Linked DNA regions of Homo sapiens: region 2 is linked to region 1. The links are chromatin contacts, found by Hi-C in ENCODE. All regions are on one chromosome and are shown on one strand. Each heading gives the region's core, a stretch centred on a gene start or an enhancer-like site at or near the end of the contact. The rest is flanking DNA. Distances are from core to core; before and after follow the strand shown. Region 1 holds the start of STAM (signal transducing adaptor molecule). Region 2 holds the start of OPTN (optineurin).

Region 1 (7,769 bases), core at 3,396-5,895:
AGCGATTCTCCTGCCTCAGCCTCCTGAGTAGCTGAGATTACAGGTATGCGCCACCATGCCCAGCTAATTTTGTATTTTTAGTAGAGACAGGGTTTCTCCATGTTGGTCAGGCTGGTTTTGAACTCCCGACCTCAGGTGATCTGCCCCCCTCGGCCTCCCACAGTGCTGGGATTACAGACGTGAGACACCGTGCTCAGGTATAATAGACACCTGTAACACATACCATACCATTAAGTGCTATATAATAGAGGTAGTCAATTAACAAATGGATTAACAAATATTTATTATGTGCCTATTACTAGTCAGGTACTGAGTCAGGAAAGGCTTTTAAGAAGCAAAATCTAAGCGGAAGTTTAGAGGAGATCTAGGACCTAAATAGAGTAAGAGCAGGAAAAGCAGAAAGAGTTGCTTGTTTGAAGATACAAAAAGCATGGGGGCGAATGCTAGTAGTTCAGAAAGGCTAACGTAGAGGGTAGGAGAAAAAAAACTGCGAAGAGATGAGTTACTGAGAGGTCAGTTCATTAAGGAGGTAATGCTAAAGAAGGGGGGTTTAATCCTGAAGGTAAGGCTACTCTGCACACTTGTAATCATACAATTAATTTAATTTTTTATTTAATGACTATCTTCCCCAAAGGCTGTACTCCAAAAAGGCTAAATCTCACAGAGCTTTTATCCCTATAATTCCAGCATCTAAAATGTTACCTGGCACACGTGGGAGTTAATACATATTTGCTGAATGACTGAGTAACTGAAGAAACCCTATAAGAATTTTAAGGAAATGATATATAATCAGATTTGTGTATTAGAAAAATCATTCTGGCGGTAAGACAGAGAATGGTTTAGAGGTAATAGCTGTATTAGCTAGCTTAGGCTGCCATAACAAAATACCAGAGTGAGTGACTTATACAACAGAAATTAATTTTCTTGCCGTTCTAAAGGTTGGAAGTCTGAGATCAGGGTACCAGCATGGTTGGGTTCTGGCGAGGGCTCTCTTACTGGCCTGCAGACAGCTGCCTTCTCGCCACATCCCCACATGGCAGAGAGAGGGAGAGACAGCAAGCAATCCAGTGTCCTTCTTATAAGGGCACTAATCCCATTAGCAAGGCCGCAGCCTCATGACCTCATCTAACTCTAATTATCTCCCAAAGATTCTGTCTCCAAATACCATCACATTGGGCATAAGGGCTTCAATATTTGTATTTTTGAGGATACAATTCAGTCCACAGCTGTAGGAAAGGAGAAAAGACAGCAGGAGGTGAATGTAGTAACTTGCCTAAGAGATGAGGGTATAAACTAAAGTAGTGACAATGCAGAGGAAGAGGAAAGACTGAGAAATAGTAATCATTCCTACTTGGGCTGGAATTATTAAACTGTTAAAAACCTTCCTAGGATATTCTTTTTCCTGAATTTGAAAATTATAGACTTTTTCGTGTAGTAACTCTATTTGCACACCAGTTTTTTGTTTTTTGTTTTGTTTTTTTGTTTGTTTTTTTTGTTTTTTGAGACAGAGTCTCTCTCTGTCGCCCAGGCTGGAGTGAAGTGGCCCGATCTCGGCTCACTGCAACCTCCATACCCCAGGTTCAAGCGATTCTCCTGCCTCATCCTCCTGAGTAGCTGGGATTACAGCTGCCCACCACCACGCCCAGCTAAGTTTTTGTATTTTTGGTAGAGACCGAGTTTCGCCATGTTGGCCAGGCTGGTCTCAAACTCCTGACCTCAGATGATCCACCTGCCTCAGCCTCCCAAAGTGCTAGGATTACAGGCATGAGCCACCACACTTGGCCAGTATTTTTGTTTTTAATGTAGATGAATTTTCAAAATCAAACTGAGAATAAAGGGATATAACATTTAACAAACAACCACAGAATTTATTAAACATACAACATTACAGAAACATTTTAATATGCCATTGATATGTAGTCTTCAAAACGTTTTAAAAACTGTGGTAATACTAAAAGTGAAACTCATAGAATTTCAGTATTTTAAAGGGATAATAAGGGACGTTAACCACAAAATACAAAGCATTTCACTTTTTATGTTTGTCTTTTAAGTTAAATATTAAAAATTTTATATTTAAAAAATGTTTATTATTTATACAGCACATTAATCATCGAGACCCCCCTGCCCCCACAGCTAAAGTCATTCTAGGTCAGAATGCACGGATACTGCTCTCAATACTAGTATGTATTACTCCCAGTGCACACATATTGATAATCAAGGCTTGAACAGTTTGTGCCCTGGCTTATTGCTGGCAACAGAGTAATTCAGTCCGGAGTACAGAACATGTACAAATGCATTTTCATCAATATCTGGCTCTGATACACCCAGTCTGAGCCACCAATATCTGGCTCAGGCACTTATGATAATGGCCCAAGACACTGCTCAGGATCTTAAGGTAAACAAGTTGTCACCTAATTCTGTCAGCCCAGCAATCAAAGCACATTTTTGAGAGGGAATGTTCTGACTTCCGTATCAGTCGTGATATTTCCGAATAATTCTATACTTGTCATAATGAAACACAAGCACGCTTTTGGTATTGGCCCTTCAAAACATTAAGAAACTGGTGGTACCAACATACCATTTTTGACATTGTTGTATTTTAACATTTTTTCTGCTTTTGAAAGGAATACACGCTCATCATTAAAATATTTTGAATAATAAAATGCACAAAGAACAAAAACATTGTCTAGAATCTTGCCACTCAGAGACAATCATGTCATAATATTCTCATGTATTTCCTTTCAGATTTTTAAAATTGTGGGCATTTGTAATTTTATAAGGTTTGTAACTTCCTTCTGAAAACTTGTGTATTCAGATGTCTATGTAAATATGAATCTGTATTATGCACCTTAAATGGCTGTGTAGTTTTCACATCTTATGTACTATGATTTAACTGACCAGTGTAAATTACAGTGATCAGTTACACTTATTTAGTGCTTACTCTATGCCAGGCACTGTAATAAGCGTTTTGCTTGTACTAATTCATTTGATCCTCACAACCCTATTATTCCTGTTTCTTACACATGAGGAAACTGAGACACCAAGAGGTGAAGCAATTTGTCCAATCACTCAATGTGGGACATTTAATGGCTGGCAATGCTTTGATCCTTTAGACAATGTTGCCATGTATACCTTTGTTCATGTTTTAAAAGAATGTCTTTAGGATTAATTTGCCGAAATGGAATTGCTGGGTCCTAAGGTTTTAAAAATTTTTTTACATGCTTCCAAATATTTCCCTTAGGAAGATTATACAGTATTTACACTTCATCCAACAGTATGTGAGTGTCTGACTCCTCACATCCCTGATTCTTTGCAATTTTTTTCTTTTTTTGAGACGGAGTTTCGCTCCCGGGTTCAAACGATTCCCAGCCTCAGCCTCCCGAATAGCTGGGATTACAAGCGCGCACCACCACGCCCGGCTAATTTTTTGTACTTTTAGTAGAGACGGGGTTTCACCATGGCCAGGCTGGTCTTGAACTCCTGACCTCAGGTGATCTGCCGGCCTCGGCCTCCCAGAGTGCTGGGATTACAGGCGTGAGCCACCGCGCCCGGCCGATTCTTTGTAATTTTTACCTAAATGACAAAACATTATCTAACTGCTACTTTAATTTGCACATTTCACTTTTAGAGGTGGGACTTCATTTTTAATGAATTTTTAAGCACTCTTTGATTACTATGTATTAATCCTGTGTTGACATGTCAATATTAGTTTCCACGCTACATTTGGAGATGCCGTAATTTGCGGGATAATTTCCATTTACGTACAAGATGTGCTTACTAAGTTTGTTCCAAGTGGGACGCAACATCTCTAGTAGATGCTCCTTAAAACTTCTCCATCACACAGAGAATAATTTTTATTGGTTAACTAAACTTATAAGTAAAATAAATAAACCAACATTTTGGGTTGCTAGGAATCACTCACTGATCAACTTTTAGCTCCAGTTTTTTTCTGTTTTCTTTTTTTTGCTCAGTCTAGGGAGGCTATCTTGGGCTGTGAAAGACATGTCACCAACCATCACAGCTGCTGAGTGATTGCACGGTTAGTCAGTAGGTGCCAACGCCCTGCTAGAAGAGCTGTCTGCAGATTCCAAAGCCGGGCGTTCAGGGACTCCCGGGAAGGAGCCAGCGTTACCTCAGCCTCTCCGAGGGACACGCGCGCCCTGAACACTCCCCTCTTGGGATTCAGGCCAATTCGTTCAGCTCCCATGACTTCATCCGAGCAAGTTTGTCACCTCACGCAGCTAATTAAACTGTTTACCTAGAAGATGATCCAAAGGAATTTCCATTTCCTTCCAGAGGGAATACAAGGTTATGATAACCGAGAGAGCGAGAGGAAAAAAGGCGCACAGCTCGACCCGAACTCAACCTGCTTTCTTTCTCCTGGCTCTCCCAGTCACTCCTGGGGTTGTTAGTAGGCTTCAGCACGCCTGAAGGACCCCGTCCTACGGAGACTCCTAGCCAAGGGAAAAGCAGAAAACACAAGAACTAATTCCACTCTTATGTGTGACTAATTAAAAGAGGAGTCAGGCAGAGGGGACTCCCTGTTCAGCCTTTACCGATGGGGCAGGCTCGGGGCAGCTTTGAGACAGGCAGCGCCAAGGTCGCCCAGATTCCCGACAAGCTCCGCGCGGGGGCTTCCTCGGCTCCTTGCTGTTGCCGCCGCCGCAGCTGCTGCCGCGGTTGGTGGGGTTGGGTGAGAGGAGGAGCTGTCGCGGACCCTGTAGAGTCGGTCTCTGTTGCTCTTTTTGCCTGAGGAGTCTTCCATCCTACGTCGAGCTCTGACTCCCGTGCTGTCGAGAGGGAGTCCCCGGGGACACCTCGGCACGCAGCGGAGATGCCTCTTTTTGCCACCAATCCCTTCGATCAGGATGTTGGTAAGTGTTTTTGCCTCTCCCTGCCCATTCCTCACCGGACTGCACGCTCACTCTGCCAGCCCCTGCCTGCATTCAGGACCCTCGGGCCAGGGCCAAGGAAGAGCTCGCTCTTCCCCTTTCCTGAGGCTCCCTCCTTCAGAGCTGGGAGGAGGTTGAGGGCTTGGCGCATCCTCTTTGAAAGAAATGGGACTCATCCTGTGAAATGGGCCTTGAGCTAGGACTGTAGGTTGCCAAAGAACTGCTGAATGGGTTGGTGTAAAGGGCCTGGGAGGAGCAGCTGGTGTAGCATCTGGTGCAGGGACTGTGCTTCTGGAAGAACAGCGAAGGGCTTAAGGCGTATGTTGGCTAGATTAGGATTGTAAACCCTGTACCAAAAGTGCTTGCCTAGACAAATAAATGTTGAGCGTCTGGAACTGGCAGAATGTTTTAGGTAAGGTTCCTTAGAGGATTTTAAAATCTTTTGTAACGGTAACTGAAGGAGGGAGCTCTGGTTAAGGGTAGACTCTCAAACATGTTAGGAGCGATGAAGATGAAATACTTGGCAACGACTGAAACCGAATTGAGGACCTGAGCCTTTGGGATGTCTCTCTTAGGCTAGGTCTCTGCACTTTAAAAGGTGTAAAGAAGTGTGGAAGAAGTTGTTGAATCTGGAAAGAGTTTGAAATGCTACATTTTTGTTGTTTTCTGAATCACTGGTATTAGGTACTGATGATGTCAATTCAATAGGTTTGCTTTTGGTTTTTAATTTTATTTTATTTTATTTTTTTCTGACTTGAAGATAATAATTATGGGAATTTGAGTTTCCGGGGAGAGAATTTTGGTTTAATTTGAACGCACGTAGGAACTACCTTGGCACACAAGTGTGGAATGAAAGCAAGCCAAATACCATTTCCAAATCCCTTATGGCAGAATGTAATCATTACTGTGAATAAGGACAACCTTATGAATTTACTTGTCTTTGTGTATTTTAATTATGAAAGGTGGATGTTGAATTTTTCTTTTTAAACTCTTCCTTAGAGCATGTCACTGAAACTTGGAAGTTTATATAAGAGTAGAAAAAAGTTCACTCCTTACCTCTGCCACTTCTCAGCTCACGGTGAAATCATAGGCAAGTTAAATTCTTTGAGTTCCAGTGTTCTTGTCTTTAAAGAGGGGAAAACACATCATTCCATTCTGCAGTTAAATAATATGTCTAGAGGGCCTGCTACAGTACCTTTATGTGGTTGGCACTTACTAGATGCTACCTTTTTTGTTCCACCTTAAATGAGTGTCCTGAATCTTAGCAGTGGACAGAACCTTGGAGATCACCGATTATACTTAATGAATTGGAAAATTGCATTTAATTTAATAAGCAGTTAGCACACACTACAGGACACAGCAGCTCAGTGACATAAGAGATACAGTGATGAGCAAGGCCTAGTTGCTGTTCTCAAGCAGTTTTACATCTCACTACATGAATCTCTAGGGGAAATACTTAAAACAGCTTCTTAATACTTGCTTCTTCTGTTTACAGCACCTTTGTCTAGTTTTCTTGGTCCTGTATAATTTAGCTAGCAACTACCCAATCACCTTTATATTCTACTGACTTTGTGAACACATATTTGCATTGGATTCAGGTAAATTTCTTAATGTCAAACCCGTTCCTAGTAGCTGTACCACCCAGTTCAAACACAGGCACCTTCTTGCCTTTATGCTTTTGTCCTACGCTTATGCTTTCTTTTATCTTTCAACATATCCTTGTGTGTTAAGGCCAACTCAGAATCCAACTTGTTACACCTGAGTCATTTCCTGATTACTGTAGCAAAGGGTTTCTCAGTAGCAACGTTATTGACGGTTTGGGCCAGGTAAATATCTTTGTCATAGGAGTTTGTCCTGTGCAATGTAGGGTGTTCAGCCTTATCCCTGGCCTTTATCCACTAGATGCCGGTGACACCCAGCCCCCACTCATGATTTTAGAAGTCTCAGGACATTGCTAAATGCCCCCTGGAAGGACAAAATACCTCCCAGTTGAGAACCGCTGCACTAGTCCACTCTAATTTCCACCTTCTTACAAAATCCTCTAACTTATTTTAGCATTTTTGCCTTTACCGAATTATTTAGCATTCAAGATAGTTTTATACTCCTTAATGAGAGGTTGCTACATAGGAGGTGTTTAATAATGTTTGTTGAGTTGAGAATGTGTCAGTTGAGCCTGCCAGACATTATACTTCTTCAGTGTAGCAACATTGTTTTGCTCCAGAAAAGCTTACTTTTTAAAGTTGCTCAGGTTTTGGTATTGGACCAATTCTCTTCTCACAATCCTTGTATTGAAATATTACAAAAGGTTTATCTAAGAAGACCCCTCAGAGATTCCCAGTACATAAGCCTTGCACAGAGTCCAGTAGACTCATATTATTTTTTAATAGTATAACATATAGAATACAGTGTATAGAATACACTTAACAATTTTTTCTTTCACCATATCTACCAATGAATATGTCATAACATTAAAGTAACTCATTTGATACAGTTATTTATCACTTAACACTCGTATACATTTGCACATCTTCAAAATTAATTGTCTTCAGTCTTAATCTGAGGCTGAATCAGAAATTCACTGACTGATTTATATAATATAACATTTTTTATAAAGAGACACAATGCTGGTGATAGCTTTTCCCTTGGAAGAAACACCGAAAGATGTTACTAGAATGTGAGCTCTGTGAGGACAGGGATTTTTGTTTGATTTTTTCACTGCCGTATCCCTAGCTGTAGACCAGTTTTTGGCATGCTGAAGAACTTTCAGTAAACATTTATGGAATAAATGAATCTCATTTTGGACATTATAATTCAAGAGCTGAATTTAGAAGAAACGTAAAGATAACTTATTTCATCAAGTTTGTATTTCAAAGTCTC
Region 2 (7,281 bases), core at 4,736-7,235, 4.5 Mb before region 1:
ACAGAGGGCCAACCATAACCTAAGGGGTAAATACCTGGCTCTTTCCCAGTGAGTTTACTTTTCAAGATGATGATGATGATGATGATGATGATGATGATGATGATGATGATGATGATACTCACCCAGGCTGGAGTGCAATGGCACGATCTCGGCTCACTGCAACCTCCACCTCCCAGGTTCAAGAGATTCTCCTACCTCAGCCTCTAGTAGCTGGGACTATAGGCGTGTGCCACCATGCCCAGCTAATTTTTGTTTTTTTAGTAGAGATGGGGTTTCACCATGTTGACCAGGATGGTCTTGATCTCTTGACCTCATGACCCGCCCACCTCAGCCACCCAAAGTGCTGGGATTACAGGTGTAAGCCACTGTGCCCGGCCTATTTCAAGATTTTTAAACATGAGGCAGGCCCGGCACAGAGAGTTATGTCTGTAATTCCAGCACTTTGGGAGGCCGAGGTGGAAGGATCACTTGAGGTCATGAGTTTAAGACCAGCCTGGGCAACATGGTGAAACCCTATGTCTACAAAAAATACAAAAATTAGCCAGGCATGGTGGTGCATGCCTATAGTCCCAGCTACTTGGCAGGCTGAGGTGGGAGAATTGCTTGAGCCCAGGAGTTCGAGGCTGCAGTGAGCCACGACTATGCCACTGCACTCCAGCCTGGGTGACAGAGCAAGATGCTCTGTCAAACAAACAAAAAACATGGGAGGAAGGAGAGGAAGGAGGAGCTTAGCACAGCACACACACCGTGAACAGGCTTGTCTCAAAGCAGAGCCATGGTCCCTGGGACTCTGGGTACTTGGCTGAGGCTGTAGGTTGGACCCTAATCCCAGAGCCTCATTCTGATGGAGGCTTCAACCATACACCTTGCTTCTCATACAGGGAGTTGCTTTCATGCTGGATTTCAGGGAAAGGAAAGCAACCTATTAGAGGCATAGACACGCACCTGTTTGAGTCTCTGTTTTCAGTTTCTTTGGAGTGTACACCTAGAAGTGGAATTGCTGGGTCATATCATAACTCTCTGTTTAACTTTCCAAGGAACTCATCCTCGGAATATTTGGAACCAGTGATGAACTGAATCAAACTAAAGCTGAGACAAAGTCCAGACCAAGGTCAACCATAGGGCAGATGATTCATGCAGCGACCACACCAGTGGCCTCACAGGAGCAGGGGCACACCCTTTGCTGCAGCAGTCCCCAACATTTTTGACACCAGGAACTGGTTTCATGGAAGACAATTTTTCCATGGATGGTGGTGGGTGGGGGGGTGGTTTTGGGATGAAATGGGTCCACCTCAGATCATCAGGCATTAGAGTCTCATAAGAAGCACGCAACCTAGATCCCTTGCATGTTCTGTTGACAATAGGGTTCACGCTCCTATGAAAATCTAATGCAGCTGCTGATCTGACAAGAGGCGGAGCTTAGGCCATAATGCTCACCCACCCGTTGCTCACCTCCTGCTGTTCGGTCTAGTTCCTGAGAGGCCACAGGCCAGTACTGGTTCACCACCCGGGGTTTGGGGACCCCTGCTTTATTGGACATAATTATTAGGTCGTGTTCTTTTTGGTGGTGTTTGTACAGCTCTATTGAGGTATAATCCACATGCCATAAAATTCACCCCATTTGTAAATGTATGATTCATGGCTTTCAATTACACTTAAAAAGTTGTAAAACCATCATTACAATTCAAATTTAGTATATTTCCATCATCCCCCAAAAATCCCCTCGAGTTCCTTTGCAGTTCAAAGCCACCCCCAATTTCAGGCAACTACTGGTCTGATTTCTGTCTTTTTCTACTTTCCTTTTCTGGACATTTAATGTATATGGAGTCATAGCATATGTAGTCTTTGGCATCTGGGGTAGCAAGTACGAATATTAGTCTACCACCTCAGATGCACATAAAAATATTACATATCTTTTCTTTTCTTTTCCTTCCTTCCTTCCTTCCCTCCTTCCTTTCTCTCTCTACTTCCTTCCTTCCCTCCTTCTTACCTTTCTTCCTTCTCTCTCTCTCTCTCTTTCTTTTTGGACAGAGTCTCACTCCATGGCCCAGGCTGGAGTGCAGTGGCACCATCTTGGCTCAGCGCAACCTTTGACTCCCAGGCTCAAGCAATTCTCCTGCCTCAGCCTCTCAAGTAGCTGAGATTACAGGCACGCACCACTACTGCCTGGCTAATTTTTATATTTTTAGTAGAGATAGGGTTTCACCATGTTAGCCAGGCTGGTCTTGAACTCCTGACCTCAAACGATCCTCCCAAAGTGCTGGGATTACAGGCGTGAGCCACCGCCCTGGGCCTCTTTACTTTCTTTAAACCCAGTTCTGCAGGGGTGTACGGAAACCTATTTTCGGGCACCACTGGGGTCTGGAGAGGGGAGGTCTCCTTCCCTACGGCCATGCAAAACTCCAGGAGGGCTTTTGGTACCCATTGAAGTAAGGGCCATTTATTTTTCAGCCCAGCAACATTGCCACTGATACCCTCATTATCAAATGGTTCTTCTAGGGAACAGTCTCTGCTGTTTCCAATGACAAGCCTGGGCAGCAGAATCTGCGGGAGGTTCCCAAAGTCCAGTAGGTGCATCCCAAGAGCTTGCTGTCTGTCTGGGTGCTGCAGGGACTGAGGCTTGAGTCCTTGATGCTCATAAGACCACCATCCCACTCCTCCTCCCAATCTGGGGGCGGGGGAGTCACTCCTCCCTCCAACTGTTGTGAAAGCCTCCACCCCACCCAGCTCTGGCTCTTCCTCCAGGACATCTGGGGTAGATCATGGATGTATTGAGATCAGGCTTTCTCAAAAGACAAGAAGAAAGGCTGTACTTCTAAGAGCTGTTGCCAGGAGTCCAGCCAACGCTCCTGAAGGTAGGAAGCCCAAAGGGACTCGTTGCTAACTCCAAACAGAGGAGATTGGGGTGGAAAGGGAACACAAGGAACATCAAACCCAGATTAGGATCTCACTAAAAACCTTCCCACACTGCTCTACATTTACCCACCACAAAACCACATCAACAAATCAGCTAAGAGCATGCTATTATTTCAGTTTTTTCGCTGCATTTAGATTCCATCTACCCATGGAAGTGTGCAGGAAGATGGAGTCACCAAACGGGATGATCCAGGCTAAGAAACAGAACCGGCTCTAACACAAGCAACAGCAACAAACACCATGAGCCAGGCGTTCTTCTAGGTGTTGAAGACGTATTTCCTCTTTAATCTTCTCAGCATCCTTAGGTGAGGGCTGTGGGTCCAGAGGCCTTATCTAAAATTTTTGGGTGGCTGGGCACCGTGGCTCACACATGTAATCCCAGCACTTTGGAAGGCCGAGGCAGGTGGATCACCCGAGGTCAGGAGTTCAATACCAGGCTGGTCAACATGGCGAAACCTCATCAATACGAAAAATGCAAAAATTAGCTTGGTGTGGTGGCACACGCCTGTAATCCCAGCCACTTGGGAGGCTGAGGCAGGAGAATCACTCAAACCCAGGAGGTGGAGATTGCAGTGAGCTGAGATTATGCCACTGCACTCCAGCCTGGGCAACAGAGTGAGACTCCACCTCAAAAAATAAAATAAAACCTTTGGGGCAAGCTCTGCTTTAGAGTCCAGAATTCTGGGGATTTTCAAAAGGCTATTCAATAAATGGGATTTATATCACATAACACCCTGACACTGTCTGACGCAGTTCTCCTATCAACTATTCGATTTTCCTTCACAAAACAAATTTAAAAATCACATCAAGGGATCTAAATAAAGACTGTAAATAGCTTTCCATCAGTTGGGTCTGGTCAGAAAAGAGGTTTGGTCCTTAGAACTTTCTGGATTTGGGAGTGTACTATACTCCCCATTTTACAGATAAAGGGAATGAGGAAGGGTAAGATGAAGTAACTTGGTCAAGGTCCTACAGCTAAGAAGTGGTTGTCGGGGGAGTGTGTGTGCATGTGTGTGTGCAGTGCTTCAGGGCACCCCCCACCCCGACCCCACCACTGAGAGCAAGGAATCAGGAGAAAACAACTTTGACTGCTTTCTGTACCAGAAACTCACCTCGAGCCTCCCACACCAAAGCCATGGGCAGCTTGTGGGTGACCTTCTTCTCTTGGCTCTGAGTTTCACTGATGCTCATTTTAATTCACTTTCATAGTGTTGTTTTGTTCTCGTTTTTGTTTTTGCTTGAGACAAAGTCTCCCTCTCACCCAAGCTGGAGTGCAGTGCTGCAATCACAGCTCATTGCAGCCTCTCCCTCCTGGGCTCAAGCGATCCTCCTGCCTTGACCTCCCAAAGTGCTGGGATTACAGGTGTGAGCCACCGTGCCCCACCTATAGGGTTTTAAACAGTAAAAGGAGCCTAGTGAAGTACGACTTACCGCAGGCACCCCTTACAGGCCCCGGGGGGACCCTTTTCTGCCGATCCCAGGGTACAGCTGTGACACCGTCTTTTCTGCCTGGATTATCCCAGTAGATAAACAAAAATTAGAGATCGTCATTCCATTTCTCTCTGTATATATTTTTCCAAGCCCTTTTCATGAATGATCAGTTATTTCCTGCACTGATTTTTTTTTTTTTTTTTTTTTTTTGAGACGGAGTCTCACTCTGTCACCCAGGCTGGAGTGCAGTGGCATGATCTCGGCTCGCTGCAAGCTCTGCCTCCCGGGTTCAAGCGATTCTTCTGCCTTAGCCTCCCGAGTAGCTGGGACTACAGGAGAGTACCATCATGCCCGGCTAATTTTTGTATTTTTAGTAGAGACAGGCTTTCACCATATTGGCCAGGCTGGTCTCGAACTCCGGACCTTGCGATCTGCCTGCCTTGGCCTCCCAAAGTGCTGGGATTACAGGCGTGAGCCACCGCGCCTGGCCCTCCTGCACTGATATAAAAAGAATTTTTTTAAATTCTCTATTTCTCCCCACTCCCACCCCCAGGCTCACTCCTTATAAAGCAGCCTCTAGCCTCATCTGCCCCTCCTACACCACACCAACTCGAGGGCCCGGAATTGGGTCTGGGGCAGTCGCTGACTTGCTTGCTTCTCTGCCCTGCTCTTGGGGTTAGCCTCAGGGGCAGGGTTGAGAGTCAGGCTTGGCCAGGCAGCAGGAGGTCCAGACAGCGAAGCAGAATCCTTCGGAGATACCAGGAGAGGGCGCATCTGCCTTTTTCCTGTTTCAGATTAGGTTTTGTTGTTGTTGTTTTGTTTTTTTTCTCTCCCTCTCTCCCTCCCTCCCTCTCTCCCTCCCTCTCTCCCTCTCTCCGTCCCTCCCTCTCTCTCTCTCTCCCCCTCCCTCCTTCCCTCCCTCCCATCCCTGCAGCGCTACCCGGGTACTCTGGATGCACATAGGGCGGCTCTCGCTCCTACCTTGTCATCCTGCTGTCTAATCCGGGGGCAGCTTCCCTCCTCCACACCAGCAGAGGCTATTCTTCAGCAACAAGAATAGCCGAGCCTATTCGTCCGCAACAAGAGCCCAAGAAGCATCCTGCAGGCTTTCTGCTTTTTGAGTGTATTTTAAAGCAAAAACGAGTGGAAAGCTATGTATGCTCAGTTAACTATGTCTAGATGTTAACCTTTTTTCAAAAAACACAGATGGAGGCCTCCCTCCGAGGATGCCTGGCATTCTCCTCTTTCTGTGGGCGGCAGCGACCCCCTGCGGCTCCAGCCTCCACTACGGGATCTGCGGGAAGACACGGGGAAGACGAACTCCGCACACTGCATTTGATTAATGATTTATTTTGATTAACGCCGTCACAGTGACGCCTTAGAGCAGTCCCTGTTCACCCGGGTCCCAGCCTCGACCCCGCACGGACAGCGAGGGTGGGTAGCTGGGGGCGGACGCAGGAAAGAGGAGGGGCGGGGCCTTGGTCGGGTGGGGTATGGAATGGGCAGGGTGGGGGGGATGGGCGGGGTATGGGATGGGCGGGGCCCGGGAAATTCCCCGGCGCGGGCAGGGAGCGGCTGGCTGTCAGCTGAGCCGCGCTGGGCGGGGTCGCCAGGCCGCGCATCAGCCCTAGGCACCCCAGTCCCGGCTGCCCCCTCCGCCACCGCCGCCGCCCGCCGGCAGGTTCCCTGGTCAGCGTCCCATCCCGGTCGGGAGTTCTCTCCAGGCGGCACGATGCCGAGGAAACAGTGACCCTGAGCGAAGCCAAGCCGGGCGGCAGGTGAGCCAGGGCAGGGGGCTGCAGCGGTGGGCGAGGGGGCGGCGGCTCCTTCCCGGCGGGCGCTTCCGCGGCCTGAAAACGGTACCCGCCGCCCTGCCCCGCGGCCCGGAGCCTGTCGGGGTGAGGGTGGCGAGGGGTGGGGCGGCCCTCCCGCGAGACGGCTGCCCTGGGAGGATCCCCAAGCCTCGGCGGGTCCTGACCTGGTGGGAGAGGGTGGGTAGTGAACACAGGGTGGGCCCAAGAAGGGTCCAGGGCCGGCCTCTTGGCCGCAGGTAACCCCTCTACAAGTCACCCAGAGACTTGGAGGTGACGTCCTCCCGCAGGCTGGGAAGGATTCCGCAGCCAGTTCCTCGCCATAAGGAGGTGGTTACAGACACGCCTGTGGGAGACATGGGACCACTACCCGAGCTGAATGAGGTGCCCAGGGTCGGTGGGAATCCACATAGACTGCTGTGTCTAGGAGAGTGTGTACACTCTATATAGAGAGAATATTTGATGAGGCCGAGAACCCCAAAGGAATTGTTTTTGCCATCGAAATGCATAAGCTACAGGAAGTAAACATCGCTCAAAGAAAATGAAACCCAGGTTCCGACCTGGCCTCCACCAGCAGGAAAACTGTTGTATGGAAATGTACACCAAGGAACTGTTTGTAAGGATGAAATGGAAAATGAAAGCATAGAAAAGTAAGGCAATGTGAGGACCTCAGAAGCCTTTGGATCTGGTTAGCAAGGTGCAGGCTGTGTGAACAGAAGAACCCACCTTGCTCTTTTGACCCAGGGAGAGAAGAGTTAGTGGTGCCAGGCTGCCTCCCAGGACAGGCCCAGTTTTGGGGCGGGGGCTGGAGAAGTCCCAGGGCAGACCCCAAGGCCAGGGATTGCCCTGGAGTGGACAAGGCAAGTTTAAATGTGACCTGTAGACAGAGGACGATCATTGATTTAAGTCCTGGCATAATTCATCTGTTTTTCCACTGGGCCAATTTTAGGCGTTCTTTATATATTACGTACAACACAATAAAAGTAACAGCTTCTTTTTTTATAAACTAACCTTTAGGTTGCATATTATGCTAGGAATATAACTAACCTAACCTCCACCCCCCCACCCCCCCACCCACCCCCGGAAAACCAAACTTTATTCTCGAGGGCAACTGGACACTGTA

Evidence for each region. Hi-C counts contacts between places; a loop is a spot of excess contacts on that map. Pooled maps may share reads with other maps.
Region 2: a map of naive thymus-derived CD4-positive, alpha-beta T cell shows a loop between it and region 1 (10-fold over the local background). The contact joins the promoter of OPTN here to the promoter of STAM in region 1. A Hi-C loop is called at or near these places in 2 of 168 maps with a recorded cell type or tissue (naive thymus-derived CD4-positive, alpha-beta T cell and psoas muscle) and 5 of 50 pooled maps.

Annotation. Positions count from the first base shown.
Region 1 is chr10:17,639,506-17,647,274 of GRCh38, forward strand. It overlaps STAM (signal transducing adaptor molecule), which reads left to right and starts at 4,646. Exons shown (of 14, transcript NM_003473.4): 1 at 4,646-4,874. The coding sequence starts at 4,835. It overlaps STAM-DT (STAM divergent transcript), which reads right to left and starts at 4,413. Exons shown (of 1, transcript NR_110370.1): 1 at 1,779-4,413. RefSeq lists enhancers at 3,600-4,248, 4,249-4,898, 4,321-4,390, 4,541-4,660.
Region 2 is chr10:13,094,178-13,101,458 of GRCh38, forward strand. OPTN (optineurin) reads left to right here and starts at 5,986. Exons shown (of 15, transcript NM_001008212.2): 1 at 5,986-6,125. It also overlaps a transcript of CCDC3 not described here. RefSeq lists silencers at 5,262-5,321, 5,792-6,361 and an enhancer at 6,642-6,771.